3 separate regions of the Homo sapiens genome follow, and regions 2 and 3 are each linked to region 1. Evidence: chromatin loops called from intact Hi-C (ENCODE). Cell type or tissue: heart right ventricle. All regions are shown on one strand. Links, peaks and the distances in the headings refer to the core of each region. The heading gives the core; the rest is flanking DNA.

The links. A loop is a pair of places that touch in the nucleus more often than their neighbours do. Peaks named below come from ENCODE experiments on the same cell type or tissue, not always from the same donor. Only the 100,000 strongest peaks of a DNase experiment are listed, where the experiment ranks them.
Region 2: a loop joins it to region 1, with 4 times the contacts of the local background. A loop is called at or near these places in 18 of 110 quality-filtered maps.
Region 3: it touches region 1 in a loop (6-fold over the local background); 3 of 110 quality-filtered maps call a loop at or near these places.

Annotation. Positions count from the first base shown.
Region 1 is chr17:10,122,909-10,130,370 of GRCh38, reverse strand. The region is part of intron 1 of GAS7 (growth arrest specific 7); the gene reads left to right. Among named protein-coding and RNA genes, the nearest start is that of GAS7, 72 kb to the left of the region's middle. RefSeq lists an enhancer at 2,404-3,121. In heart right ventricle, for the core only: CTCF peaks have their summits at 2,051 and 2,330; a DNase peak (open chromatin) is centred at 2,260; H3K27ac peaks cover 3,983 bases.
Region 2 is chr17:10,030,815-10,041,874 of GRCh38, reverse strand. All of the region lies in intron 1 of GAS7 (growth arrest specific 7), which reads left to right. Among named protein-coding and RNA genes, the nearest start is that of RCVRN, 130 kb to the right of the region's middle. RefSeq lists enhancers at 7,640-8,139, 8,140-8,641. In heart right ventricle, for the core only: no CTCF peak of the experiment used is centred there; DNase peaks (open chromatin) are centred at 4,954 and 7,718; H3K4me3 peaks cover 2,918 bases; H3K27ac peaks cover 4,575 bases.
Region 3 is chr17:10,290,614-10,301,673 of GRCh38, reverse strand. LOC107985004 (a long non-coding RNA gene) reads right to left here and starts at 9,855. Exons shown (of 5, transcript XR_007065617.1): 1 at 9,761-9,855. It overlaps MYH13 (myosin heavy chain 13), which reads left to right. Exons shown (of 41, transcript NM_003802.3): 40 at 1-105; 41 at 709-809. The coding sequence ends at 723. RefSeq lists enhancers at 7,728-8,022, 8,357-9,556, 9,808-10,102. In heart right ventricle, for the core only: a CTCF peak has its summit at 5,757 (motif pointing left); a DNase peak (open chromatin) is centred at 5,752; H3K27ac peaks cover 317 bases; H3K27me3 peaks cover 231 bases.

The sequences.
Region 1 (7,462 bases), core at 1-5,000:
CCAACATTGGTAATTATCTACGTTTTTTTTTTTTTTTTTTTAAATCATAGCTGTTCTAGTGGGTGTGAAGTGGTATCTCACTGTGGTTTTAATTTGCATTTCCCTGAAGACTACTGGTGTTGGCTGGCCATCTTTTCTTGTGCCTTATTGACCATTCATGTTTTTTTGTTGTTGTTTTTTGTTTTTTTTTGTTTTTTTTTTTGAGGCTGAGTCTTGCTCTGTCATCCAGGCTGGAGTGCAGCAGCACGATCTTGGCTCACTGCAACCTCCACCTCCCGGGTCCAAGAGATTCTCCTGCCTCAGCCTCCCAAGTAGCTGGGATTACAGGCGCGCGCCACCACACCTGGCTAATTGTATTTTTAGTAGAGACGTGGTTTCACCATATTGGCCAGGCTGGTCTTGAACTCCTGACCTCGCGATCCACCTGCCTTGGCCTCCCAAAGTGCTGGGATTACAGGCGTGAGCCACCATGCCCTGCCTCATGTATCTTCTTTGGAGAAAGGTCTATTTAGAGCTTTTGCCCATTTTGTAATTGAGTTACATTATCAATGTCTTTTAATTATTGGGCTGTAAGTGTTCTTTATATATTCTAGATAAAAGTCCCTTATCAGATACGTGGTTTGCAAAATTTTTCTCCCATTCTGTGGTTTGTCTTTTCACTTTCTTAATGATGTCCTTTGGAACACAAAAGTTAGTAATTTCAATAAAGACCAGTTTACCGATTTTTTCCTTTGATTCCTTGTGCTTTTGGTGTCATATCTATGAAGGCATCACCTAGTCTAAGAAGGTCATGAAGATTTACACCTATTTTTTTGAAGAGTTTTTTTGTTTTGTTTTTGAGATGGGGTCTCACTGTCACTCAGGCTGTAATGCAGTGGTGTGATCATAGCTCACTGCAGCCTTGACCTTCCGGTCTCAAACAATCCTCCCACCTCAGCCTCCCAAGTAGCTGGGACTACAGGCATGTGCCACCCTGCCCAGCTAATTTTTAAACCTTTCATAGAGATAGTGTCTTCCTGCGTTGCCCAGGCTGGTCTCAAACTCCTGAGCTCAAGTGATGCACCTACCTCAGCCTCCCATCGTTGCTGGGATTACAGGCATAAGCCATGGTGCCTGGCCAAGAGTGTTCTAGTTTTAGCTCTTACATTTAGTCTTTTGATCCATTTTGAGTTAATTGTATGCCGTGTGAGCAAGGAGTCCAGCTTCATTCTTTTGTATGTTTGTATCTCTCATCGCAGCAGTTTGTTGAAAAGATGGCCCTTTCCCCCATTGAGTGGTCTTGGCGTTTTTGCTATCAAGGCTCCTCTTACCTATGTTATTTATTTAAGTCAAAGGGTGAAAAAATGTCTTCTCATATATGTCTGCTGACCCACAGGGAGATACCAAATCAATCAGGATTATTTAGGTTAAAAGATCATTTGGTTTGGAATTTGAAAAAAGAAAAAGCAGGCCGGGTGCAGTGACTCACGCCTGTAATCCCAGCACTTTGGGAGGCCGAGGTGGGCAGATCACGAGGGAGGTCAGGAGATCGAGACCATCCTGGCTAACACGGTGAAAACCCATGTCTACTACAAATACAAAAAATTAGCTGGGCGCGGTGGTGGGCGCCTGTAATCCCAGCTACTCGGGAGGCTGAGGCAGGAGAATGGTGTGAACCCGGGAGGCGGAGCTTGCAGTGAGCCGAGATCACGCCGCTGCACTCCAGCGTGGGTGACTCTATCTCAAAAAAAAAAAAAAAAGAGAAAAGAAAAAGCAAAACGATCACTTATTTCACTGAAAATGAAAACAGGCAAGGGATGTTGTTGCATAAATGTAAGTAATGAAATGCTGGGTTTTATGTTCTGGCCTAGTTAAGGGGGTGAGAGGGGGAGGCATTTGGCCTCAGCTAGCTTTGGAATTCAATGATCTGTGGATTGATACTCAGAACTGATTGTATCAAGTATGGAATCCCGGGCTGTGGGTTTGTGGGTCTCCCATCCACCCCTCCCGTCCACTCCCTCTAATGGCTCCTGGGAGCAGCCAGAGGTCAGCACAGGGACAACCAGGCAGAGGGAACAGTCGTCTGTGGACTCTCCACAAGTTGTTTCTTGGCCTTGATTTAGGAAGGGGATTAGGAAATTGTTTCCTCTCGAAGTCTGCACCGCAGAGTGGAATCCTGGAGCACTGTGGCCTCCACCTCCCATGTGTGGGTTGGGCACTGGAGCCGCCCCGGAACTGCTGGTGAGGGCTGGGGAGGATGTACGCATGGCCTCCGTGTGTGACTCGGGGGCCCCAGCCGGGGTAGGGCCGAGCCCTGGCTCCCAGGCCTGGCTGGGCTCCCTGGAAACTGGACTGAATCCCTCGCCGGTGCTGCCTCCCCTCGGAGTCCATCCAAGCTGAACGCCTGAGAGCAGAGGATTAGCTAAGCCCCAGATGTTTAGGGGTCTGACTCAGTGTGTGTGTGTGCTCCGTTGAGAGCTTATGTGGCCCGAGTGGTGGTCCTGGAATTTGCTCAGATCTTTGCGTGGGTTCTGGTGTTTAATCAGCATTTCCAAGGAGATGCTTGGGATTCCAGGATTTACTCGATTTACTCAGAGATTCCTCTCCTAGTCCACTTCGCCTGGTTGGAGCTTGCCCAGTCTTGGGGGTTTAGGGGGACAGAGACTGGGGTCGGTTCACACCTTGGAGGGGGCCTTCTGCCCCTGCTTTCCATCAGAGCCCTGGAATCGGGGGATTTTCTGCGCAAGATCTGGTGTTTTCCTGGTTCAGATTAGTATCTTTAAAATTAAAATTCTTGAATGAGGATTGTGTCCTGCGGCCCTGAGTCTGTCCCTCTGTGAGTGCACAGCTAAAATACTTTCAGGGCTGCTGGGTGGGACTGTTTGATGAGGTGCTGGGGCAAAGAAAAATGGAGCGTTCCCCACAGGAACTTGAGCCCAGGTCTCCTCCAGGCCGTGGACTCGGTGTGCAATACTCCCCGCCTCCTGACCTGCTCATCCCCAGCTGGCACACTCACTTCCTGGGCCATGTTTGGTTCATCTTTACACAGCAGGCTGTGCAAAAGTGAGAGGGCAACATGGGGCCCCTGGAAACCAGGCGTTCCCCTGACGCAAGCTGAGGCTGCATCTGAGGAGGGGCTCGTGGAAGCACTGCTTTCTTCTTCCCAGGGCTTCCTGTTAACTCACTGTCCAGAGCCGTGGAAGGTTAAACTAACTTGATTTAGGGTTCAAAATGCAGGGAGCATCAGCCAGTCATTGGGAACACATGGCCAGCTGGAAATCCACACTCTCCCAATTGTGTAATGTTGCCAATTGATTTAAACTAACAACAACAACAAACAATGTAAGGTGCTGGCCAGCACCTACCAGCAGGCTGGCTCCAACCTTCAGGCCAGTAAACAGCCTGCACTCACACCCAGGTTTCTAGACTCCCAGCCTCTGATGCAATCTCCCTTCAAGGATACCAGGACTCTCTAGGGGAAGAAACAGAGACCCAAAGAGGTTAAAAAAGGTCACACAGCTTAAGCGGCAGAGCTGGGGTTTGAAGCCAGAACTGGTTCACTGTCTGCTGTGCTCTCACTGGGACTAGAGTCAGAGCCGGCTTGGTTCCGGAGCATAGTCTCTTCCCCGTGCCCCACGCTGGGACTGGCTCCTAACCCTCAAAAGAAGGCTGTTGTTTAACAAGTGAGTGGCTTCCCCGAATTCTGGGCACTTCTCAGGAGCAGGAGGAAGATCTTGAGAGAGAGAATATGTGTGTGCGCGAGTGTGTGAGTGTGTCTGCATGTGTGTGAGCGTGTGTGTGTGAATGTGTGTGTTTTCGAGAGTGTGTGCATGTCTGCGTGTGTGCGCTCTTTGTGTGTGTGCTTGTGTGTGCGTGTGTGATACGTGTTTGTGTGTATGTGAGTGGGTGTGAGTGTGCGTGTGTGCATGAGTGCGTGTGCGCGCGCGCGTGTGTGCATCTGCGTGTTTGTGTGTGCGTGTTTGCACGTTTGTGTGTGCATGTGCGTGAGTGTGTGGGTGTGTGTGCAAGAGTGTGTGTGAGTGTATGAGTGTGTGTGTGAGCGTGTGTGTGTGGCATGCACACATTCATGTGCATGTGATTTCTCTTTCCCTCACACCATTCATTAAGGGTTTCTTCCCTGAGAACTCCAGGAAGTTCCAGGAGAACGGACAGGATTAGAGCAAATACTTTCTCCTGTCTGAGAAGCGACTCCCCCATTTAACCCTTCCCCTTCCTTGAGTCCCTGGGACAATCACTGCTGGAGATTTGGTGGCCAGGGAACCCAAATAGTGTGGCCACCACCCCCGACCCCTGCTGTGGGTCCCTGGCAGGTCAGAGGGCTGCTCTGCGATGGGGGCCAGGGAACACATCAGCGCAGGCTTCATACTGCACAGATGGGTTGCACCCGTGGTGGTCAGAACGCACATGGAGCCAGCCTTGTCCAGCTCTCTCTGGCTCTGCTGATTCCAAGTCTGTGATAGGAATCGGGGCGGGTGTATGTGAGGGTAGAGAGGAGTGGAAGGGAAGTGTTTATATAAATAACACAGGGTGGAGGGGCTTCTGAAAGATTTACTAGCTAAATATTTTCCGGATGTTTTCATCATCCTTTAAGGCCCTTCCAGAGGAAGGCTAAACAAGACTTAGTCTAATTCCCCCAGTGGCCAGTGGCTCCCACCCACAGCTGACCCCCTCACACCCGGGCCTCATTCTCTACACCACCCTGCCCTCCTCCCTCCTCATCTCCCCATCACCCTTTACTCCCCTCTTTCATCCAACTGGGAAAGAAAGAACAATCCCCATTTTATCCTTTTATGATCATATTATACACACAGTTGTTTGACCTTTTTTTTTTTTCTTTTTTTTTTTAAGATGGAGTTTCGCTCTTGTCACCCAGGCTGGAGTGCAAGAGTGCAATGGCACCATCTTGGCTCACAGCAACATCTGCCTCCCATGTTCAAGCGATTCTCCTGCCTCAGCCTCCCGAGTAGCTGGGATTACAGGTGCACACCATCACACCCAGCTAATTTTGTGTTTTTAGTAGAGATGGGGTTTCACCATGTTGGCCAGGCTGATCTTGAACTCCTGACCTCCAGTAAGCCATCTGCCTTGGCCTCCCAAAGTGCTGGGATCATAGGCATGAGCCACTGCGCCCAGCCTTGACCTATTTTTTTTAAATTTAATATTCTCAGAATATATTTCTATCATTAAATATATTTACAGGTTTGTTTTAGTGTTTGTTAGTCACAATTTGGATAAACTATTAATTTGCAATCCCCTTATGATGGACACTGAGGTTCTTCCACACCCCCCCTTTTTTTTTTTTTACTGCTATTAAAAATTACTGAAGATAACCATTCCTTGTGATGATATCTTTTTGCACGGAGAGTAATTTCCAGGAAATGTGGACCACTCAAGTGCACATTTTGACCCATGGTGTCATACTGCTCTTTATTTTTATTTATTTATTGAATTTTTTTGAGGATTCTCACTCTGTCACCCAGGCTGAAGTGCAGTAGCGCGAACTCGGCTCACTGCAACCTCCACCTCCCGGGTTCAAGCGATTCTCTTGCCTCAGCCTCCTGAGTAGCTGGGATTACAGGTGCGCACCACCATGCTCAGCTAATTTTTGTATTTTTAGTAGAGACAGGGTTTCACCATGTTGGCCAGGCTGGTCTCCAACTCCGACCTTAGGTGATCCACATGCCTCAGCTCCCCCCCAAACTGCTGGGATTACAGGCGTGAGCCACTGTGCCCGGCCCCACACTGCTCTTTAGAAAGGTTGTACCAAGTCCTTGAGAATATCCAGTGCCCCATTCGCTGGCTAAGCCTGGCATTTGCAGGCCGAAAGAGAGCCAGCAAATCATGAGATCTGTAGCCACCTGCAAATGGTGTGCTGTGGGAGCTAGGCAGGCCAGAGCCCCGATCTGCCAGTGGGGATTTGTGCGCATGTGTGGGGTGCCTAGGATGTCTGGGTTCCTTCCTTCGAGATTTAGTAAGGAACTGTGTTGTGTGGAGGCTGCGCTTTCCTTTAGGAGCCCGTCCCATTGGGTCTCTCCAGGGAGTGAGTGTGTGTTTCTGGTCAGGCCTCACGGGCTCAAGTCTTGCAGAGTGAGGGAGGGGCAGTTTGCACTGGGCTCTGGACTGTCATTTCCATGTCCACCTTCAGCTTGGCCTTTTCTTGTTGAGTGCAAGGCCCCGCCACGAGGGGCTGGTTGGAGCTGGGAGCCGCGCGGGGAGCCCGCCCAGGCACAGTGGCGGCTCTGTTTCCCACTCCGCCTCCTCAGGGGCCCCCATTCACGGGAAGGAGAGTCACACATTCCCCCTTGAGATAAGAATAGAGCACGACTGTGCCCCAGGACAGAGTCCAGCTTCTTCAGCCAGCCCTGCGAGGCCTGGCAAGGGCTCCCAGATGGTACTGGCATGAGTGGGCCCTGGCTGCCTGCCCCACTGGCCTCTTGTGCATTGTGTGGCCCGGACACTGGGTACAGTGTGTGTCTGTCCGGGGCCCCCCTCCAGGAAAACCACTGTCTCCAGGCTCTGCTCAAGATGGAGGGGCTTGTCTCAAATCAGCTGTTCCAGGGCTCTGCTGCGCCCCTCCTCTTACCTGTGGGCCTTGGACTCCAACCTCCCTGCCTTGATTCCTCCAGCCACTGGTGTCTATTCCTGGACGGGCAGAATGGAGCCCACGTTTGTTGGGGGAGCAAGCTCTAGGTGAGGGCTGGTGGCTGGAGGTTGGAGGCAACAGCCTGGGGACCCCAAAAGTGCTGAGAGATGATAAACAGGACCAGTAGGGGCCACAGATTGTTTGAGTGATGATCAGAGTTTTGGGGCTTTCACCCTTAGCCCTGCCTGTGTCTGAGGCTCAAGATGGAAGAGCTGAGAGTCAGATCAACAGCAGGACTGGACCAGGCAAGAGGCATGGGTACATTCTGGCTCCTCTTGGAACCATTCTGGGTGACCTTTAATGTACTTTCCAGCCTTCAGATTCTAGGGTAGGGCTTCTTAAAGTGTGGTCCCTGGACCAGCAGCAACAGAACCAGCATCTCTTGGGAACTTGTTGGATGGAGCTGCATATTCCCAGGTCCTGCCCCAGACCTGCTGGCTCAGAACCCGGCAGTGGAGCCCAGCTGTCTGTGTTTTAACATGCTCTGGACCACAGCTCTAAGTAGGATGACAAACAATGCTTTCCAGAGTCTGACAGGTGACTCCAGTGAGTCTTGAGGCCCACCACAACCTGGAGAGCACATGCCCCACCTGAAGGCCGGATGCAGTGGCTCATGCCTGGAATCCCAGCACTTTGGGTAGGCCAAGGCAGGCCGATTGCTTGAGCCCAGGAGTTTGAGACCAGCCTGAGCAACATGGTGAGACCCCGTCACCTCAAAATCTAAAAAAATCAGCCAGGCGTGGTGGTGTGCACCTGTAGTCCCAGCTACTTAGGAGGCTGAGGTGGGAGGATTGCTCAGAGCCCAGGAGGTTGAGGCTA
Region 2 (11,060 bases), core at 2,913-7,912, 91 kb after region 1:
TTGAACTCAGGAAAACTCAGGTTGGTGGAAATATCATCAGTCTTTTTGCTTTGGGATCACGGATTCTCTGCTGTCTGCCGTTCGTGTGTGTGGCTTCATATGTAGCAACCTATCTATTTGCAGAGGCCACAAGGAGAGACCAGTAGCGTGTTTTTCACGGCCAACGCTAATCACTAAGGATGGTTAATAAAGGAAAACCAAAGTGACTTCTGGATTGAGATGCTAGGATGAACCCAAACAGTAAACCCTTAGAATGTATTCGTGAGTCTTCCATACTCTGAGAGATTAACTTTGGGGAATCCTAAAGAATTAAATGTCTGCAGGACTAGTGTGTTCTGCTGAGGTCAGGCCACAGCAGATCAGCCTCCTGGTTTGTAATGGCCCGGAAAGGTCCCTTGCCCTTGGCTGGGGGCCCTACTGGGATTTGCAATGACAGTGATTTCTGTGTGTTGCCTGGAGTGATGCATTGTTGTCTGTGATTGTATCTGTTCGTCTGTGTGATGCAATGTCAAAGTGGTGTCGGAGACGGCTGTTAATGTTTAACAGCATCAAAACTGTCCCCTCTTTGCTGTTACAAAACTGAGGAGTCACAGGCTATGAAAGCTTTCATGGCCATTTTAATTTCACAAACCTGTAAGGACTGAAGGTGAAGGTCTTGGCCATCTAGGTTCAAATGAAGTTTTGCTTTTACCTTCTTCTTTTTTTTTTTTTTTTTTAGGCAGTCTTGCTCTGTCACTCAGGCCGGAGTGCAGCTGCACGATCTTGGCTCACTGCAACCTCTGCCTCCTGAGTTCAAGCAATTCTCCTGTCTCAGCCTCCCTGGTAGCTGGGATTACAGGCGCACACCACCACGCCTGGCTAATTTTTGTATTTTTAGTAGAGGTGGGGTTTTGCCATGTTGGCCATGCTAGTCTCAAACTCCTGACCTCAGGTCATCCACCTGCCTCGGCCTCCCAAAGTGTTGGGATTACAGGTGTGAGCCACCGTGCCCGGCCCGCTTTTACCTTCTTATGGGTGAGAGCCCATCTCCAAGAACAGAAAAGTATCTTGGTCCTGTCTATTTCTGTAGCATGTCTGACCTCAAAAGCGAGTGTGTGGATTCGTCACCCGGCCTCTCCTCCCACACTGCAGAGAGAAGATGCAAATAACTCAGCTGCCGGTGGGGGACTCCCCACCGCTGGATGTGATGCTCTTGCCTCCTCTTCATGGCTGGTTTGGGACCATTTTGCAAGTGTAGGCTTGAGCATTGCCTTTCTCTTGTTTTTATGATGGGTGAGAGGGGGGAGAGAGAAAGAAGGTGGGGGGGATTCTATAGCCGGTTTCCTCCCTCTAGTTTCTCCCTCACATTTGACCTTTTTATACCCTGGTATCATGATGATTTCTACAAAGCACAGCCCTGATTGTGACTTCTCCCTGGCTCAGAATCCACTGATGGTTTCTTCTCCTTTATAGAATCGAAATTTCTTAGTTCTTGGTGTCCTCATGGCCTCCCATGATCTGATGCCATCCTTCACTACTATATTTCTCACCTCCCATGCCTCTTAAACTCTAATGAATGGATCCACCTGCTTTTCCCCCACAGCCTCTACCCACACGGTTTCTCTCTCACCTTGGCTCAGGCTGGCCCCATGGCCTAGAATATTGCCCCTGTGGCTTGTTCTTCTGACCCATCCTGCCCAATCTCTCGCAGGAGCCTCTGTTTTCCTCTGTTAAATGAGGGCGATCATAGAATTTTCCTTTTTGGTTTGTTAGAGGGATTAAGTGACATGAAACATGTGAAGCATAGAACAGCGCCTGGTCCAAAGTGAGTGCTCAGTACAAGATCCTCACAGCCACTCCTGCAGCAGATTGAAACCCAGCAATTAGAGAGGGAGGAAGAGTCCCCCCAGCAGCCACGTCAGTAACTTTAGGAAGGAAGAGATGGGCCCTGCTGTCAGGCATGTAAGAGAAAAGACCAGGAAGGTGGGATGCGGACACAGAAGGAATTGATATGTCCAAGGGAAAGGCACATTGTCACCCCCTCTGGGAGCCCCAGAGGGTGCCACACCCCTAAACGGAAAATCCCTCGATTGACATTAGGATGCTGGCTGTGTCACCTCGGTCTCCCCAAGATTGAACGCAAGACGAGCCATGGTGAGTGAGTCCTGCTATAGGTGGCCAGCCTCGTCGTCTTTATTTATTTATTTATTTTTGAGACAGGGTCTCACTCTGACGTCCAGGTTGGAGTGCAGTGGCATGATCTTGGCTCACTACAACCTCTGCCTCCCGGGTTCAAGTAATTCTCCTGCCTCAGCCTCCTGAGTAGCTGGGATTACAGGCGCCCGCCACCATGCCTAGCCAATTTTTTGTATTTTTAGTAGAGATGGGTTTTCGCCATGTTGGCCAGGCTGGTCTCGAACTCCTGACCTCAAATGATCCACCTACCTCAGCCTTCCAAAGTGTTGGGATTACAGACGTGAGCCACCGTCCCTGGTCCCACCCTCATCTTCTAGGTGGGCTTTCTCTTCACCATTGCCAAGAGGCTGGGGCAGCTTCCCTCTGGGTGTACATGGAGAGCCTGAGGTGGTGTATCTCATGAAGCGGCTTATGGGTCACAGGGTCTTTTGATCTAAACTATCTCTGTGGGTCTTGGGGGCTTTTTTTTTTTAATCATGGCAAAATATGCATGACATGAAATCCACCATCTCCATCAGTTTTAAATGTATAGTTCAGTGGCTTTGAGTATACCCACGTGTTTGTGCAGCCATCATCACCACCATTAATCTCCAGAATGCTTCCATCTTGCACCAGTGACACTCTGGACCCATTAAACACAAACTTCCCATCATTCCCTGCCCACAGCACCTGGTCACCTCCATTCTGCAACCTGTCGCTATTAATTTGACTTCTCTAGGTGCCTCATAGAAGTGAAGCAAATGGTATTTGTCCCTTTGTGTCTGGCTGTTGCACTGAGCATAATGTCCTTAAGGTCCATCCACATGGTTGCATATGTCAAAATTTCCTTCCAATTAGCCAGGCATGGTGGTGCGCACCTGTAGTCCCAGCTACTTGGGAGGCTGAAGCAGGAGAATCGCTTGAACCCAGGAGGCGGAGCTTGCAGTGAGCCGAGATTGCGCCACTGCACTCCAGCTTGGGTGACAGAGCAAGACTTCGTCTCAAAAAAAAAAAAAAAAAAAAAATTCCTTCCTTCTTAAGGCTGAGTAATATTCTATTGTGTTTATTTTACTACGACTTGCATTGTTTCCACCTTCTGGCTCTTGTGAATAATGTTGCCATGAACAGGCAGCAAGACCCTCCCTTCAGGACTCTGCTTTCAGTTCTTTTTGGTATATACCTATTAATGGAATTGCTGGACCATATGGCAATTCTTTGTTTAATTTTTTTGAAGAATTAACACACTATTTTCCACAGGGGCTGTACTATTTTACATTCCCACCAGAAGGGCACAAGGGTTCCAACAGTTCTCAATCCTTACTAGTACCTGTTCTTTTCTGTTTTGTTGATATTTGTTTATTTGTTTGTTTTGAGACAGAGCCTTGCTCCGTTGCCCAGGCTGGAGTGAGAGTGGTGTGATCCTAGCTCACTGCACCCTCCGCCTCCTGGATTCTCCTGCCTCAGCCTCCCAAGTAGCTGGGACTACAGGTATACACCACCACGACTGGCTAATTTTTGTATTTTTAGTAGAGACGGGGTATCACCACGTTGGCCGGGTTGGTCTTGAACTCCTGGCCTCAAGTGATCCACCCGTCTTGGCCTCCCACAGTGCTGGGATTACAGGCATGAGCCATTGTGCCTGGCCTTGTCTGGTTTTTTTTTTTTAAGAACCTGTCCTAATGGGTGTGAGCTAATATCTCACTGTAGTTTTGATTTGCATTTCCCTCATGATTAGTGATATTGAGCATCTTTAAATGTGCTTATTGGTCATTTTTATATCTTCTTTGGAGGAATATCTTTTGCTCATTTTTTTAAATTGGGCTGTTTGCTTTTTATTGTTCAGTCTGGACTCTTTTTGGACCCGGGGTAACTGCAGTGCCTACCTTTCAGCCACTGGTGATAGTAACAACAAAAATCCTAGCTTTCATTGAGCATTTACTTCGTCCACTAGGTGAAATGTTTACATGGATGCCCCACCCCCACCCCCTTTAATCTCTCACAGCAATCTTTTGAGAAAGATACTGTGATCATCTGCATTTTACACTTGGAGAAATTGAAGCTGGAGCCGTTGCCCAGGGTCTTGGAGCTAGTATGTAGTAAAACAACAGCTTAGCTCTGGTCTGACTCCATCCTTAGACGATTGTACTTATTTTCTTCCCCCGACCCAAGGAGCTGGCATTGAAACCTCTTCATAAATAAGTTTATCCATTTGCTTAATAGGGAACCACTCGGTCCTCAGGATCTTGGTTTCTCTAGAAAACCATATTTAATTCTATATAAAGAATCAGTTCCTAAAACCCCAAAGGTTTGCATCTGAAAGCAAACACAGAAATATGCGGCATTTTGAGTGCTAAATAGTCAGCTGCTCCAAAAACCTTTCTAAACGGAGTGATAGGATATATTCATGAAGGATCCAAGCCCTGCCCAAGCTCATTTAGTTGGTGGCTGCAGTATTGCTCTTGGGGTCCAATCCTTTCTCCACTTGTAACTAATGACTTTGTGATCCTCAGGCCCCTTTCAGTGGAGACCTCACATGAGCCTGTCTTTGTTCGTTATCTGTCCAGGTTTGATGGTGGCGAGGGCAGAGTGAAGGCAAGAGACCTTCATCTCGCCCCTCTGGAGGCACCAGCTTTCCACACAGTGGTTCTTTGGGGGAACATTCTCCGTTCTTTTTATGTTGGTTTTTATCTGGCCTTGGGTTCACACAGCTGGGGCCGGGGCCGGGGCCAGGACCAGAGCTGTGACTTAGGGTTGGGAGGAAGTTGGCCAAAACATTCTCCAGCAGGGCTTGGGCAGGCCCAGGAAGTCCCGCCTAAAACACAGTGGACAAAGCTGCCCTTGTCCACAGGCCTGGGGGTGGGAGGCATCTGCTCAGTGACACAAGCTTGGCCATTGTTTGTTGTGACCTCAGCCAACGTTTTTTAGCTGAGAAAGGGGAAAAAGAGGGAGAGTGGGAAAAAAAGAAAGGCCTCCAGAAACATTGCATCTGGAAAGTCCAGAACAAGTTGTTAATTTCCCAGCAAGCACTGGAGCGGATTTGGAAGGAACTATGCAATGTAGTGGGTTCTTTGTGAAAGAACAGCAATGAGCAAAGCCACAGGAACCTCCGCTGGGGTGCCCAGAACACTGGCCCTGGGCTAGCGACTTGCCTCAGCCCCATTTCCCGGAGAGGCTGCCATGAAGAGGAAGCCGGCGGAGTCTTGGTGCTGAGTCTGAGGGCTTCAGGCAGGACCCAAGACTCTCCTCTGAGGTAGCAGCCCCCAGAGAAGGTTAGCTGTTCTCTGATGGTAAGAATTGATTTTTCTTGCCTGCAGATGTATGCTCCAGTTTGCTTTTCTCTGCATGTTTCTAAAATGACTGTGCCATGGTAAAGAGGCAGCTCTGAAAACTGAGATTTGGGGTCTAACTGCTGAGCTGTGGTGGTCTGGGGACCCTGTGTGCTAGGGGGCACCTTTCACAGATCCAAGGCATGAGCAGGGAGGAAAAAAAAAAAAGACGTGGGTCATTGTGTGAGAGATCAGGAAAAGCGGATGGGAGGAGGAGAAAGATTTATGAAGGATGTCTTGGAGAGAAAGGAAGTCTTGGCTCCCCTAGTTACCTGGGGAGCAGTTTCGTAGTTGGAGCTGTGTGATGGAGAAGCAGAGTGGTGATGTGATTTTAATGGAGTCCAAACCTTGCTTCCTCCATGTAACTTTTTCCAAGTAAGAAACTTGGATTCTACCCACCTATCTGGCTTTTACCCCACGGCCCAGTTCTAGCTGGGGCATTGTAAGGCAAAAGCCATTTGAGGACTATAAAACTTTATGAAGGTAAGTGGGAGCTCCTGGGGTCATGGCTCCCTAGCAGAAGTACCTGCCCAGTAATGCACTGTGCTTCCAGGCTTGGCTGAGACATCTTTCCAGCTTGGTGGTGGAGGCTGCAACAGTGATGATGGAAGCTCTTCTGATACTTAGCAGTACAACAGCCTTGTTTCACCAATCTTTCCACCCCCAGAAGTTACGCATCCATCTTCTTTCTTTGCAAAGGAGGACCTCCAAGAGAGTGGTGATCACTCTCTTGAGGCTCTGTACAGCTGTGAGAGGTCCAGGTTGCATGGAAAGGCTGGCCTGTTTTGGTACATGGTCTCCCTCCAGGATATGCTCTCCCACCTCCCTGGGCCCATCAGCATCTCTGATTCTGGCATGGCTTCCTGTTCCCACAGTGCCAGGGGAAGGGAGATGGTGCTTGTTATCCAGGAGCATCTCTAACGGGTTAGTTGACCTAGGACCGTCCACAGCAGTGCTTCTCAAAGGTTAACGTGCATCTGAACTACCCGGGAACCTTTAAAATGTAAGATCCGGTGCTGGGGCAGGACCTGGGGCTCTGCATTGATAGCCAGATCCCAGAGAACTTCATGCTGCCCGTGCGGGGGCCACACTTGGAGATTTGCTGCTGTGAGGAACCCAGACCAATCACTCAAGTTCTGACCAAGGTGTGGCTGCCTTGGGTCTGACTGTAGGGCACAGGGAGTTCTGGCAGGCCTGTGTGTGGATCGTGGTTGGGTGCTTCATGGGGGTGGAGGGAGTAGCAGAGAAGAAGAACACTGAAGGGCATGCAAGGAGCTGGGAAGAGCCGAAGTCAAGCTCTTGGGAAGAGGGCGTGTGGGGTGCAGAGGCTGTTGGTGGGCTGCCCCCAAGCTGAAGTGGGCTGTGTGTTAGGGGTGTAATGTGAGCAGTCAGCCAGAAGTGCTAACTGCTAACAGGCCCAGAAAAATTCCACTGGAACCCGCCTTTGGTGCATCCAGGGTGATGCAGAGACAGAAGCCCAGGATTCCAGGGCAGAAATCCAGTTGCTAGGCAAATAGAGCTAAGACCACTCACGTGGCTCGGAGGAGTGACAGGGAAGAGGTGGACGCATCAGGACAGAACTCAGTGTGGTGAGAGGTGGAAGCACAGAATCCTGGGTGCAGTAAGGCAGGATCCTTGGTGTTTGGGGCACAGCCCACGTTTCAGGAACAGTCAGATGCCTCCTAGACATGATGCCCATGTCTACACTTGAATGTGACTTTTTTTCTCCTATTAAAATGGCATGTCCTTAAAACATATATACTAATGCTGACATTTAGAATTATTGGGCCGGGCGCAGTGGCTCACGCCTGTAATCCCAGCACTTTGGGAGGCCGAGGTGGGCAGATCACCTGAGGTCAGGAGTTCAAGGCCAGCCTGGTCAACGTGGTGAAACCCCGTGTCTACTAAAAATACAAAAATTAGCCAGGCGTGGTGATAGGTGCCTGTAATCCCAGCTAATTGGGAGGCTGAGGGAGGAGAATCGCTTGAACCTGGAAGGCTTAGGTTGCAGTGAGCCGAGATCACGCCACTGCACTCCAGCCTGGGTGACACAGCAAGACTGTCTAAAAAAAAAAAAAAGAATTATTAAGTATTAGGCTATATATATGTATATATGAAAGCCCTTGGAGACCATCTGGTCCAACTTCCGTGTTTTAGAGATGAAGCAATTGAGGCCTCCCAGCAGAGATGGAAGAGGTTGCTCAAGATCTGCCAGCGAGACTGCTGCAGCTTTACCAGCTCCGATTCCCATCCTGTGTTCTTCGCACGGTGGCACAGAGCAGTGGTAGGTCTCACATCTCCATAGCAAGGCCCTTGGCTGTCACCATTTGCCTACTTTATATGTGCCAGCGGCAGCAGCTCCAGAAATGTTAGTTGAATCGGGTTGGTGAGAATTGCACCCCTTACTGAGTCTTGGAAACGGTTCCAGCCCTTATTAGACTTCATTTCCCTCCAGAGCTCAGGGTTCAGACCTCATCAGGAACCATCTCTCGGAGTCAGAAGTCTTTGATTAGAATCACTTGGAGCACAGGCCGTAGGCACTGCAGTCAGTGGAATGAGTCTCCGTGTTGGGGAAATGAGCTGCTTCCATTTTCCTTCAGTGCCTGCAGGCCACTCCAGCCAGCAACTGGTGGCCACAAAGCCAGGCCAGCTGGATCGCAGGTGCAGGCGGGCCGTCAGAGGCACCTACTCTTATACCATAATGAGCTTCAGTCTGCCTTCTTTACAACAGCACTAATTCCCCGAGGAAGCCAGCTTTTGCCCCCCGGTGCATCTGCGGGCAGCAGCTGTGTCGCTTGTGCTTGAAGATCCTTTCTGGTGAGCGGGCTGCTTTGCATGAGATACTGAGCCTGTTACTGATCCAGCTAGCAACTTTGGACTCCCTCCCTTGCTTCTGAACTTAAATCCATTTTGAATGCAATAGGACGCTTGGTAAATTTGGTTCTGGGGTTTTCCTCAGAAGTCTAGAAAGTGCCCAAAACAATGACATAAGGCATTTGGGGGCTTTGCAGCTTAATACTAAAGGAAGGCTAGGGAGGATAGTCTCTCTGTCTCTCTCTCTCTCTGGGCCATACCAAGTTTGGCAAAACTCTCTTGTTCCCAGGCTTTTTCTGCTGCAAAGGGAAGTTGACCAGCAATCCTTTAGAGGGGCCCTCACCCTTCCAGGAACTCCCTAGGGAGTCTGTTAGGTCAACAATCTACAAAATGTCCTTCAAAAGTGTTTTCTAGGTCAGGACAAGTGATATCGTTATAGATATCAACTAGCATAGAAAACCTAGGATGCATGTCAAGATCATTAATCTTTAGGACGAAGAGAAAAGTACTAGCTCAACTCCTTCCTTTGACAAATAGGGACGTTTCAGCATTAATTGGCCGTAACAGGGACCTGTGGCAAAGGGGAAGAGAATCCCCAACTGTTCAGCCTCCCCATACAGACCTGAGGTCATGTGCACTATCGCATACCGTGATTTGGGCATGCATTTCATTTCCAATTTTTGGTATATCACTTCGCTTTGTTGGTGTCTCAGACAAGCCTTTCTTTCCCACCGATTCTAAGTCAGATTTGGTTGAGTAAATGAAAGGGTATCTAGACCAAAAGAGTTTGAGACCTCTTTCTCTTTAGAGCCCAAAAGTGTTTGGAGGGAAGCTTGCAGCGAGCAAAGCAATATTTCATCAAGATTTGTGTCTTGTCAGGCCTCTGTCGTCTCTTTTGTTTATGTGGCTGCTGTTTTTGGAAGCTGAGCTGGACATTTAACTGCCTTGATATTTTCCTTGTGGTTTTAGGCTGTGTTACAAAAGCCGTCCCATGCATGGGTTATAGGACCTCAAGGCTAGCAATCCCCCCATTTCACAGATGAGGAAACAGAGGCCCAGAGAGGCTAAGATAATTGCACACATCACAGCTTGCTGTCTGGGAACACAGCACCTCTTTATGCCTAGGCCTTTGTGCTGTCTCCTAATGCTTTTGTCATCCTGAGTTGGGGCTAGGATATCAGAATGGCCCACACTATTTTTATTCTGCTAGGGAAGGGGGAGGAGGAAAGAAGCAACATTCCTCAACAGTTCATCAGGAAATGGAGAGTTTGAATAAAATGTCTCTGTTAATCAAAAGCCAGCGAGCACAGTCATTCAGGTTTTCTGGCTTGGAATCCAGAAGCTGGAACCGGCTATTGGGAGGAGTCTACCTTGTCATTTAATAATTACATTTTTAATTGTGCTGAAACATCAGGACCAGAGAGACCTTGAAATGGAACAAAATGTAGGGTTTTTTTTTTTTTTTTTTTCTGAGGTTCCCCAACCCCTCCAGGCTTCAAGGCGGGGAAGCAGTCCCTGCTTCCCTTGTTATTTCTGGAGCTGTTCTCTGTATTTCAGGGGTGCTTGTGGGATGACACTCCAGGTCCTCCACCCCAGATCCTGTGGTTCTAAAACACAGTCATAAGGCCTTTAGGCACCTGCTCCAAACCCGTCTATCAGAGGCCAAAAGAGTGACTCTGATATTTGGTGGCACAATTATGCTGGTTCGTCAATGCCGAGATTCTTCCAAAACATGCTGAAGAGTGGGCGTCTCTCAGATCCCCATCATGCCGTATGGCGCCGCTGGGGAGATGCCACCAACGAAAAGGACGGGCCATCTCAGATGCAAGAAACATGCTCACATTCAGAGTTTTCCTCATTTCTTGCATTGTCTCCTCTGGAACCCTATTAACTGGCCCTTCTGTCTTACATTCGTACAGCAGGTGCAACGACCATAAAAATCTCATTCTCCAGAGTCAGAGGAGGAAGGGTCATGCAGGAATAGGGGTTCTGCAAGGCCCACGTGGAAGGCATTTCTTTCCTACCCTCTGCCGACAGCTTGATTCTCAGATGCTGCAAGGCTGTGACATGACTTCTGACCCAGGAGGGGCCGTCCAACTCATCCTTGCAGTTTGCAGGATCATTTGCAAATCTTTTCATCAATCCTTGTCCCCCCGGAGACTCCATATTTCCAGCTTGGCAAGTTTCCCTGTGAGGGTTGATGGGTGAACTTCCTGTATCCTTGCTGCAGGGACTGCGTTGTAATTATGTTCATCAAAATTCCTGGTTAACCAGATCACTCCATTTCTTTACAGGGTCAGAAAATACAGAGTCTATTGTTCTGTGTCCTCTCCCTGCCCAGTCTTGACAAACATACCCAATGAATTGACTGGCCCTCAGGGATGTGCTGGGGGTTTGCAGGGTGGCTGTGACCCTTGCCAAGCCTACCAGGAGCTGGATAGGTCTGGAGTGTCCCAAGTGGTTCAGCCTTCAGGCCCATGGCTGGGAGAAAACTCCCATGGCCCTAATGTCTACCTCTTATGATGGGTGCCAGTGACAGCCACAGTGTGAGGCTTCCTCTTGCCACTTCGTGGACAGAGGACAGTGATGGTGTTGGGGAGGAAGTAGCTAATGCAGATGAAGAAGAGTATGCCGGACACTCCATGGCGACTGGAGTTGCAACCTGGTTGGGGAGCCCAAGCGAGTCACTTTTGGATTCGTCCAAGGAGGCTGGTGGGGGTGGGCGTCTGATGTGAGCAAGTGGGATATTCAAGCCAGCGAGGTGCT
Region 3 (11,060 bases), core at 3,639-8,638, 170 kb before region 1:
TGCCGGAGAGTCCAGCATGAGCTAGAGGAGGCCGCGGAGAGGGCGGACATCGCTGAGTCCCAGGTCAACAAGCTGAGGGCCAAGAGCCGAGACGTGGGCAGCCAGGTAAGAGCAGGTACCTGAGATATAGGGGCCAGCTAAGAACAGATATTGAATATGGGGGCCAGGTAAGAGCGAATGCCTGAGTGTGGGAGGCCAGATAAGGGCAGGTACCTGAGATGTGGGGACCAGGTAAGAGCAGGTACCTGAGATGTAGGGGGCCAGGGAAGAGCAAGTACCTGAGTATGGCTTCTTCCCAAGAAATCCCAAGCCCCGGGGGAGTCCCATGGACCACCCAGGGAGAGCTTGGAAGATGACTGTTGATCCTCTCCTTCCTGCTGCTGGTTGCACACTCCCAAATGCTACTGTTTGAGCAAAGACTCCTGTGGTTCCAGGCTCTTGAAAGAATGAGCAGTGAGGCACGACACTGTCATCCCTGTCTGTCCCTGTTGCTACAGATGCTGCCCATGAAGCCCCTGTTTTGCAGGGCGTTTGTCCTGTCGCCAGTAGCTAGATTGATTTGCTTTTACAATGTTCAAAGGGAAACAACGCCATTCCTTAATATTCCTCTGAAGTTCCAGATTTTCCAGCTGCTTCACTTCAAGATGATGTTCAGTCTCCCATTTAGTTGACTCATTTCCTATGTACAATTATTTTTTTCTCCCACAGAAGATGGAAGAATGAGGCTCACCTGATGCTCGTTGCCATGGGACACCTCCGAGAGAGTGGAGGGAAAATGTGTGAGAAATAAATTCTCCTAAATACTCGGATTCCCGGCTCTGCTGTGTTTATTATCATGGTCCATTCCTCTTCTATGAAGCTGATATTTAGATTCTTGCTGCTCTATCGTAAATATAAAATAAGGAATGTGAAAGTGGAGGATCTTTGCTCCAAGTAGAAAACATGGAAATCCAACCCATGGCCAGGTAAATCACTAGCTTCCACAAACATTTAAAAATAAAGACCCTATATCACTCTACATCTCTCAGAATAGCTATTATCAGAAAGACAAAAGTGTTGGTGAGGACGTGGAGAAAAGGGAACTCTTGTGCACTGCTGGTGGGAATGCAAATTGGTACAACCTAATAGCAGTTTTTCAAAAACTTAAAAATGGAACTACCATATGATCCAGCCATCCCACTACTGGGCATATATCCAAAGGAAATTGAATCAGGATCTTTTTTTTTTTTTTTTTTTTTTTTTTTTTTTTTTTTTTTTTTTTTTTTTTTGAGACGGAGTCTCGCTCTGTCGCCCAGGTCGGACTGCGGACTGCAGTGGCGCAATCTCGGCTCACTGCAAGCTCCGCTTCCCGGGTTCACGCCATTCTCCTGCCTCAGCCTCCCGAGGAGCTGGGACTACAGGCGCCCGCCACCGCGCCCGGCTAATTTTTTGTATTTTTAGTAGAGACGGGGTTTCACCTTGTTAGCCAGGATGGTCTCGATCTCCTGACCTCATGATCCACCCGCCTCGGCCTCCCAAAGTGCTGGGATTACAGGCGTGAGCCACCGCGCCTGGCCTGAATCAGGATCTTGAAGAGATATCTACACTTCCATGTTTATTGCATCACTCTTCACAATAGCCACAATGTGGAAACAAACTAAATGTCCATCAATGGATAAATGGATAAAGAAAATGTGTATATACATATATATGTATATATATATACACGTATATATCTCGTATATATGTATATATATACACGTATATATCCATATATACGTATATATATGTATATATCTCGTATATATGTATATATCACCACAATGTGCATATATATGCAAATGTACATATATATGCAAATTTGAATATATATATTCATATACTATTGGGAATACTATTGGGCCATAAAAAAGAAGGAAATCCTGCAATTTGTGACAACATAGGTGAACTTGGGGGACATTATGCTAAGTGAAATAAGCCAGATGCAGAAAGACAAACACTGCATGACCTCACTTCTATGTGGAATCTAAGATAGTCAAACTCATAGAGGCAAAGAGTAGAATAATGGTTGCCAGAGGCTGGGAGTAGGAGGAAGTGGGAAGATGTTTATCAAAGGGTACACATTTTCAGTTATACAAGATGAATACATTCTGGAGATCTACAGCACCAGGCCTATCTATAGTTAATAATGTATGCATGTATTAAAACATCAATTTGTGTACCTTAAATATATACAATTCCTTTTGTCAATTATACTTCAATAAAGCTGAAAACATCCAAAAGGAAGGAAGAAGAGAAGGAAGGAAAGAAAATAAAGATTCTTTCAGATAACTGTAGTACATTTTCCTCCTAGGAACTCATAATTCTTGCAATTTACTTCCTCATTTTCTCTCTGAATTTACAGATAGGGACACTGGGGCCCAGATGGATTAAGCACTGTGACTATAGTTGTCTAGGGCAGAGTGGAAATTACACCCTGGAGATCCTAGACTTGCAGGCTGCCAAGCAACTCTGCTTTTCCATCCCATCCCTTTTAAAGGCTTTGTCGTACAATTCTCTCATGCCCACCCACAGTTCCCCTTAACATCTGAGAAGGTAGTAGGTACTGTCAAACTCATTCACTCCTAGGAAGACAGATGCTTTAGAAAAGGTTGGATAGGGGCTCAGGTACCACCTTGCTCCTCCTTCCAGCTAGGGTAACTCCTCCCCACCTGCATGGAGCCTCCTCAGGGTGTTCAGGGCCAAAAGGAAAAGGGAGCAGCTGGGTCCAAAGAGATGTTAACTTTCCAAGTCCAGGACGAGACTGGACCCAGGCACCATTCTCCCTCCCCAATGGGAAAGAAAACTACTGCTAGTTTCACATCTCTCTCTCGGATCTTAAGGATCTCATCCATTCTGATTATGTTGATTTGCTTACCCTGAAGGGGCACAGTAAAATGGAATAAGGACACTTATGGGTGGATTAGGAGCCAAGTCTAAATGTGAGCCTCATCCTGACCACTTAATAGCTGTAGCTGTGTGGCCTTGGGTTGATCACATATATTCTCTGAACCTGAGTTTCCTCATTGGTCAAACTGACCTGTGTGGACAGAAGCACAGGCTTTAGGTTCTGGCAAACCTAGATGGAATCCCAGTGCTGTCACATACCAACTGTGTGGTCATGGGCAAGTTATTCTCATTGCTTAGTCTCAATTTCCTTATTCTGTAAGGTGTAGATAACAATAAAAATCATAGCTTTGCCAGGAGGGATGAGGCGGTTGGGGTGACAGCAAGAGGCACAGGGTTTCTTTTGGGAAAACGGATGTTCTAAAATTGATTGTGGTGGTGGCAGCATAACTGTGAATATATTAAAAGCCATTCAATTTTAGACTTTAAACAGATAAATTGTATGGTGTATGATTACATCTTAATAAAACTGTTTTAAAAATTCATAGCTTCTATTACCTGATAGTGAGTACTGGCTTACTATGTACCAGGCACTGAGATAAGTACACTATTCTTTAACATCTTAGATTATTCCTTCTCTCTGGCCTTCTAGATTCTCCTTTTCATCTCATCACCAGCCCACCCCAAATGCCTTTGACACAGTGGGGTTGGAAATTGAGGAGGATTGGCAGCAGCGGTGGCAGCAGAAAATGATTCTGAGGTCACCTTCCTCTAACTTCACCACTACCATTATTATGACTGTCATCATCACCATCATCATCATCATCATCACCGTCATCATTATCACCATCATCACCTTCATCACTATTAAAATCACCACCATCACTATCACCACTATCACCATCATCATCATCACCATCACCATCTTCTCAAGATCACCATCATCACCATCATCATCATCACCGCCACCTTCTCAAGATCACCATCATCACCATCATCATCACCACCACCACCTTCTCAAGATCACCATCACCATCATCATCATCACCACCACCATCACCATCATCATCACCACCACCTTCTCAAGATCACCACCATCACCATCATCACCACCACCACCACCTTCTCAAGATCACCATCACCATCATCACCACCACCATCACCATCATCACCACCACCACCACCTTCTCAAGATCACCATCACCATCATCATCATCACCACCACTATCACCATCATCACCATCACCATCATCATTGCTGAAAGTGTCCACTGAAATGATCTTTTCAATTGCCTCAATCTTCACAGTCAAAAAAATCCAAAGTCAGGAGGGAGAATAATATTATTTCGAACACACAGAACAACATTGTATGATGCTAAGTTGTCACAGGCCCATTTTTCTCTTTTCCATTCCATCCTCCCAACAAGCCTATTAGAAGACCAAGCAAGTGTAATACCCTCATTTTCTGGAGATGATGCAGACAAGTTATGACTTGCCCAGTGTTTGAGGAGGAGATAAGATTGCAGCTCTTCAGTCTCACTTTGGTGGCTTTTCCCTCTGCAAGGACAGGTGGTCAGGATCCTGAGTCCTAACCTGTCAGGGTCTCAATTCTGCTACCACTCACTAGCTTTGAGACCCTGGGCAAGTTACTTCATGACTTTAAGGCTCTGTTTCCCCAGATGTGAAATAGAGTGTAACAGTTTACTTTACAGGGTTGTTTTGAGAAGCAAATAAGAATACGCAAGAAGCACAGGTGGTATAGAGTGGGTCACACCGTACGCACTCTGATAACCTGTTATCGTGATGCGGAGGGTTGAGACCTGGCCCCAGGAGGTAGGTGGAGTACAAGACAGGGATTCAGTTGGACAACAGTCTGGGGTTTTGGCTGTGTCTCTAAGGGGTTTTCTCTGGTTTGAGAAGTTAACATATGGAGTTGGGGGTCATTTTTTAAATCCTGTGGATTCACTTCTCCCTGACACGCCAACAAAACCAAATCTGAATTCCATCTCCTCAAGAACTCCCAGTTCAGTGGGGGCTCTCTAGGATTAAGATACCCCCAAGAAGCTATGCACTTACCTGGCTCCCATATCCCAGCTCCTGACCCCCAGATCTCTGAGTCAGAAGAGAAAGAACCTTCCTATATCCTTCACAGTACATAACAGAGTCTTACACTTCATCAGAACTCTGATTATTGAAGGAATGAATTAATGAATGAATAAGAGAGACACCAGGTACACCCTGATGGTAAGTAACTAAAGATACATATCTTTTTTCTTTTCTGGGGACTAGAAGAAAGAGAAGAGAGTGAAGCTGAGGTTTGTGTGCTGAGTTTTCTTTCCCAGCTTGTATATGTCAAATTTCATCTGGCAGCCGGAAACCAGTCTTAAGCCCTCAGGCTGAGCTGGGTACCTCTGGACCCTCCTACTCTCTTGCAAAATGGAAAAGGAGGTAGAGGGGACCTTGCCTTGGGTCTTCCACACCATAAGATAGGGAGTGCACAGAACAAGAACAAAAGCAAGAAAGCTTGGGTTCCTATCCTGGCACATCAATACTTTCCAGAGGGCCTCGGGCAAGTCAAGAAATGTCCCTGAGCCTCAACATGGGGCTAAAAGTCCTGGCATTACCTACCTACAGGATGCAGTTGTTAAAAGGTTCCTATGCGATGCACAAAAATGTTTCCTCAACTATGCAGCATTGCCCAAATTGAAGATGGCATTGTTGCTTCTGTTTTACTAACAATAATGAAAATAATAATGCTGTTGTTGTTGTTGTTGTTATTCAGGAGTAAAACCGAGCCTCCAAACCTGAACTTTCAGCTCTAGGGAGTTGGAGAGCAGTACCTACCCTGGCCTAACGCCCCCTTCAAAACAGAGCTTTGCTGCCACCTCCTGGCTGTGGAAAGGCATGCTTTTCATTACACAAATGACCTAGAGATGATGAAACTCATAAAATCTTGGATTCGCTCTTCAGAGTCAGAGGTGTCACTGGGAATCATGTTCATCTGGAACAGCCCACTGATTTTGCAAATGACAAAAATCCAGACTAGTGACATGATCTGGTAACCCCTCAAGATATAGCATCAGAATCAGATATCCCAGGTCTTTTGGCTCCCAGACCAGGGCTTCCTCAACTGAGTATCCACAGAAAAGGACCTTGCAGAATCTTGAGATAGGGGGCTAAGACTCACTGGACAGACAAAGAGTGGTCCCTAGTGATGGCCTTGGCAGTAAAGAGTACGACATGGCCAAGGGTCTCTCCCCAAACCTCATGCTCCTCATGCCAGGCTGGAAGAGAAGTGTTGGTCCCAGGGGAGAAGCAGTATATCTACACAAATAGCCTCCTGCCCTTCGCAGGAACAGGTGACCAGACCCTAAATGTTTCTGGGATGAAGGTGGCCCATAGCAATTCCAAAAGCAAGGTTCCCTGGCCCTTTTTCTAGCCCAACACAAAGGACAGGATGTGCACTCCATGGCAGGATACTCAAGGTGCCATTTGACCCGTGAGACCCTTTCCACCTTTCTCCAACGTGCTCAATGCCCCAAGAGGTTGACATCAATGGGATCCCTTGCCCTGGCCTTTGGGTGGGCCTAGCCAATGGGGAGCTGGGCTAGAAGAGCAGAGGGAAGGAGGAGATTGAGAGCAGTATTTATTCCGCATGTCTCTCCCTGTAGTCCAAAATCCCATTCCATGTCAGGTATCCCAGTCCCCCAACCCTTCTGTCTCCAGGTTCTGGTAACCGAGTCCCTCTTACCCCCAGCTTGTACCTCCTTGCAGGCCTAGGGAAGATAATGGAGCCCTGTTAATAGACCTGGAATTCTACTGTATCTCTGTGGTTTTTCTATACCTGCCCACACCTTTGTAGAGAGTCTGTTCCTCAAACACTCCTCATATTATGCTAATTTGGATGTTGACATGGTTTGGATTTGTGTCCCCGCCCAAATCTCATGTCAAATTGTAATCCCCAATGTTGGAGGAGGGACCTGATGGGAGGTGATTGGATTATGGGGGTGGATTTTCCCCCCTTGCTGTTCTTGTGATAGTGAGTTCTCATGAGATCTGGTTGTTTAAAAATGGGTAGCACCTCCCACTTCTCTCTTTTCCTCCTGCTTCAGCCATGTAAGACATTGCCTGCTTCCCCTTGCCTTCTGCCATGATTGTAAGTTTCCTGAGGCTTCCCCAGAACCTGTACAGCCTGCAGAAACATGAACCAACTAAACCTCTTTATAAATTACCTTGTCTCAGGTAGCTCTTTGTAACAGTGGGGGAACAGACTAATACAGATGTGCTATCTGTTTTCTGCAGGTTCAAATTGCCTGATACAGGACTCCTGCCCTACACATCTATTTTACTGCTTTATGGCCCCTTCTACAGAGCAGGACCAGCTGACCATGCAAAGTAAGAGTGCTATCTCACAGCTATTTGTGAATATCTTCAGGTCATAAATTCCATTCAGTAGACAGTAATGTATTCAGTTTCACTGCACACTTCAACTTGGTACTGACCTTTACCAAAATCAAGCTTTCAAGATTACTTTCAGGTCTGTTTTTTAATTCAAGCCAGAGCTTACACTCCTAACTCTTGAAGAAGCAATCATTTCTACCAGGGCACTAGATGAGATCAGTGGTGGCCTAGAACTAGCTCATTCCAGCTCGGAAGAGCCAATTATAAAATTTTCAGGAATTTTGTGAGCCAGTTGTTAAACAGAGATGCTATCAAAATTAAATTATGTAACTTACAATTAAATAAATTATATTAATAAGAAAGGTACTAAATAGTCAAAACTTACAACTTCTTAATTATTTACTACAATGTATCTATAATCTCTTGCAGTTACCTACAACTATTAAATCTGTGTGGTGAAAATACTATCTAATCATGTGCTCTTTGTACCTCTTTCCATCTCTGCATTCAGTGTTGTTATGTTGTTAGCTTGGGATTAGCCATGGCTGGAATATTTGCACCACAGAAATTGGCAAACACTACAGAACAGGTTTTTTTCCTTTCTTTGTTAAACATTTACCAGCACATTACTGAGTGGACCCAGTGAAATCCTAGTAAAAACACAACTGCAGCTCTGTATATAAAAAACTTGGAGGCCGGGCGCAGTGGCTCACACCTGTAATCCCAGCACTTTGGGAGGCCGAGGCAGGTGGATCACCTGAGGTCAGGAGTTCGAGACCAGCCTGGCCAACATGGTGAAACCACATCTCTACTAAAAATACAAAAGTTAGCCGGGTGTGGAGGCACACGCCTGTAGTCCCAGCTACTCAGGAGCCTAAGGCAGGAGAATCACTTGAACCTGGGAGGCGGAGATTGCAGTGAGTAGAGATTGCGCCATTGCACTCCAGCCTGGATGACAGAGTAAGACTCTGTTTCTAAATAAATAAATAAATAAAATTTTAAAAGATATTGGAATATGTAGGGCCACCCACTCTTCCTAACCACCACAAGTCCAACTAGGTAAGCTTATACAAGGTAGCAAATTGAGAAATCTTCTCAGGACTAGGGATTTACATACTGCACAGTGCAGGGAAGGGAGGGAAGGCAGAAAGACAAGCACAAACTCTGCTGACCAAGTCTCAACTTCACTGCTATACTCTATGATAAGAATTCCTTCAGCTGTAACAGAAAGTCAGCTACAAGTCTTTCCGGGGGAAAAAAAAGGAAAATGTATTGGTTCACCTAAATGAAAATTCCAAGGGTAGTCAATTTTCAGGCTGACTGGATCCATGGATTCATGGTGAGATCTGGGTTTTAAAATGATTTCTTAATTCTTTCTCTCTTTCCTTCTCTCAGTTCTGCTTTCCTCTAAATTAACTTTATTCCCAAGAAGGTGACCCCTTTAGGATGACAAAATGGCCAGGCCTCTAACCTATATCTTAAAATCTTAGGAGCCTAAAGATAGTTCCAGCAAAACCCTAGGGCTGATTCTCATTGGCTCTAATTGCCTAGCATGGTCATGTGCACCTGGTCAGAAGTTGGTAGGAGGATGTGGTACTTTCATGAATCATATCTGATTCATGAGCCCACCTCTGAAGCTTTGGGTGGAACCAGCCCCACCCAGACTGCATGAACTGAGAGTCAACAGGGGTGTTTCTTATCCCTCCCACTACTAGGTCAAGTTCCTATTCCCAGAAGAAACAGTGTGGAAAGAGACAAGGAATTCCATGATGAGGGCTCACTAGACTGCACTGAGTCTATTTCTCACTTTTAAATTTCAGCTGGTCATGCCTTCCCATTGGATTACTGTGTAGACAAAACCACACGATGGCTGCAAACGCCCTCCACCCCCGCCCAAAATAAGCTATCTAAGAATGCCAGTAGGCACTTCCCCCTTTTCTGTACTTATCCTCACTTGTCTTTTTCCCACGAAAGAGACAGCGCTGCTAAGATTCTAAGATGCAGGCCATATCTCTTTCTTCCCTTGCTGTTGAACCAGCTGGCACTCAGACCCAGCAGACACCTCTCGTCCTTCAACTCCTGCTAAGAGTCCAACTTCTCTTAATGAATATCATTCCCCACCCCCACCCCCATGACCCAAATTCCATGAGAGGCCTCTCACTGCTGACAGGAGGAGAAGGAGACCATTGCTCAGAGCCACTGCCCCCAGCCAGGAGTTTCTCGTCCCATGACTCAGGAAGCAGAGATCCGAGTGGCGCCAGACAAAACATCTGGACTTTAAAAATCTGGACATGGCTGGGATCCGGACCCAGGGCCGCCCACAGCAGGTTGGCGGCTCCTGCTGAAGCTAGCAGACAACTCATACTTTCAACCAGGAGCTGACAGAGGACCTATGATGTGCCAGGAGCTGTGTATTAAGTCTGTTTGCATGCTGCTGATAAAGACATACCCGAGAGTGGGCAATTTACAAAAGAAAGGGGCTTAATTGGACTTACAGTTCCACGTGGCTGAGGAAGCCTCACAATCATGGTGGAAGGCAAGGAGGAGCAAGTCCCATCTTACATGGACGGCAGCAGGCGAAGAGAGAAAGAAGACGCAAAAGCGGAAACCCCTGATAAAAGCGTCAGATCTCGTGAGACTTATTCACCACCACGAGAACAGTATGGGGGAAACCTGCCCCCGTGATCCAATTCTCTCCCACCGGGTCCCTCCCACAACACGTGGGAATTATGGGAGTACAATTCAAGATGAAATTTGGGTGAGGACACAGAGCCAAACTATATCAAGCTGTTCCAATCACAGAGAGCACCATAGTGAAATAAATAACAAGAATTTGAAGTGCCTTCCTCTGAAAGATATCCCAAATTCATCTCGTCCATCAACTGCCCCCCTCGACTGGTTCGATTCTGATCTGCCTCACTTGCTCTCTCCCTTCCCTAGGAAATGCTTCCTTTCTGAGCCCTTTGCTGATTGTAATCATTCTCTTCTCAGATTATCTTGGCATTGTCATTATCATCTTAATATCTTCTAGTAGACAAGGCAATCCTTACATGGCTACCAGAAAGGATAAAGGTTAACAACAACTTTGTTATAATAAAAAAAAACTGCAAATAACCTAAAATGCTTAGAAACAGATGACTGCCTGAATATACTAGTAATAATTATAATTAGAGCAGCTAAAGTTAATTGGGTGCTTATAAGGGGCTAGGTGCTATTTTAGGAGTTTTTGCATGCCTCAGCTTATTTAATTCTCACAAAAACTCTATGCTGTGGGTTCTTATTTTATCCTCATTTTACAGGTTGTGCTCAGAGATGTTAAGAATTTGCCCAGCGTCGCGCAGCTAGTAAGTGATGGGGCCTGAGTTTACAACCACCATGCTACTCTAGGATTACTTGGAGGGTTATGTACATGTTAAAGGGCAAAAGCACATCCAACGTTTGGCTGCCTTGAGATGTATATATTAACGCATGCTAAAAGAAGTTAAATGAAAGAAGTCTACATTAATATACTCACACTAATCATAACCATGTGAAATGTATGGACATGTCAGAAAAGCCAACATTCAGGGGAACAAAATGGAAGTTCTAATCTACTTAAGTCTTCATTTCTCTGTAAAGCTGTGTATAATTTTTTTAAGTTATCTACCTATGAGTTTTATGCCCTCTGGGCTAGGCAAATTATTCACTAATTTGACAGATGAATCCTTGCTGAGATGTTAACGAGTGAGACTGGCTCAATCCCTTCACGCCTTCCCAGAAAAGACATTTTATAAGAACTTCTGAAAACAAAGCCTT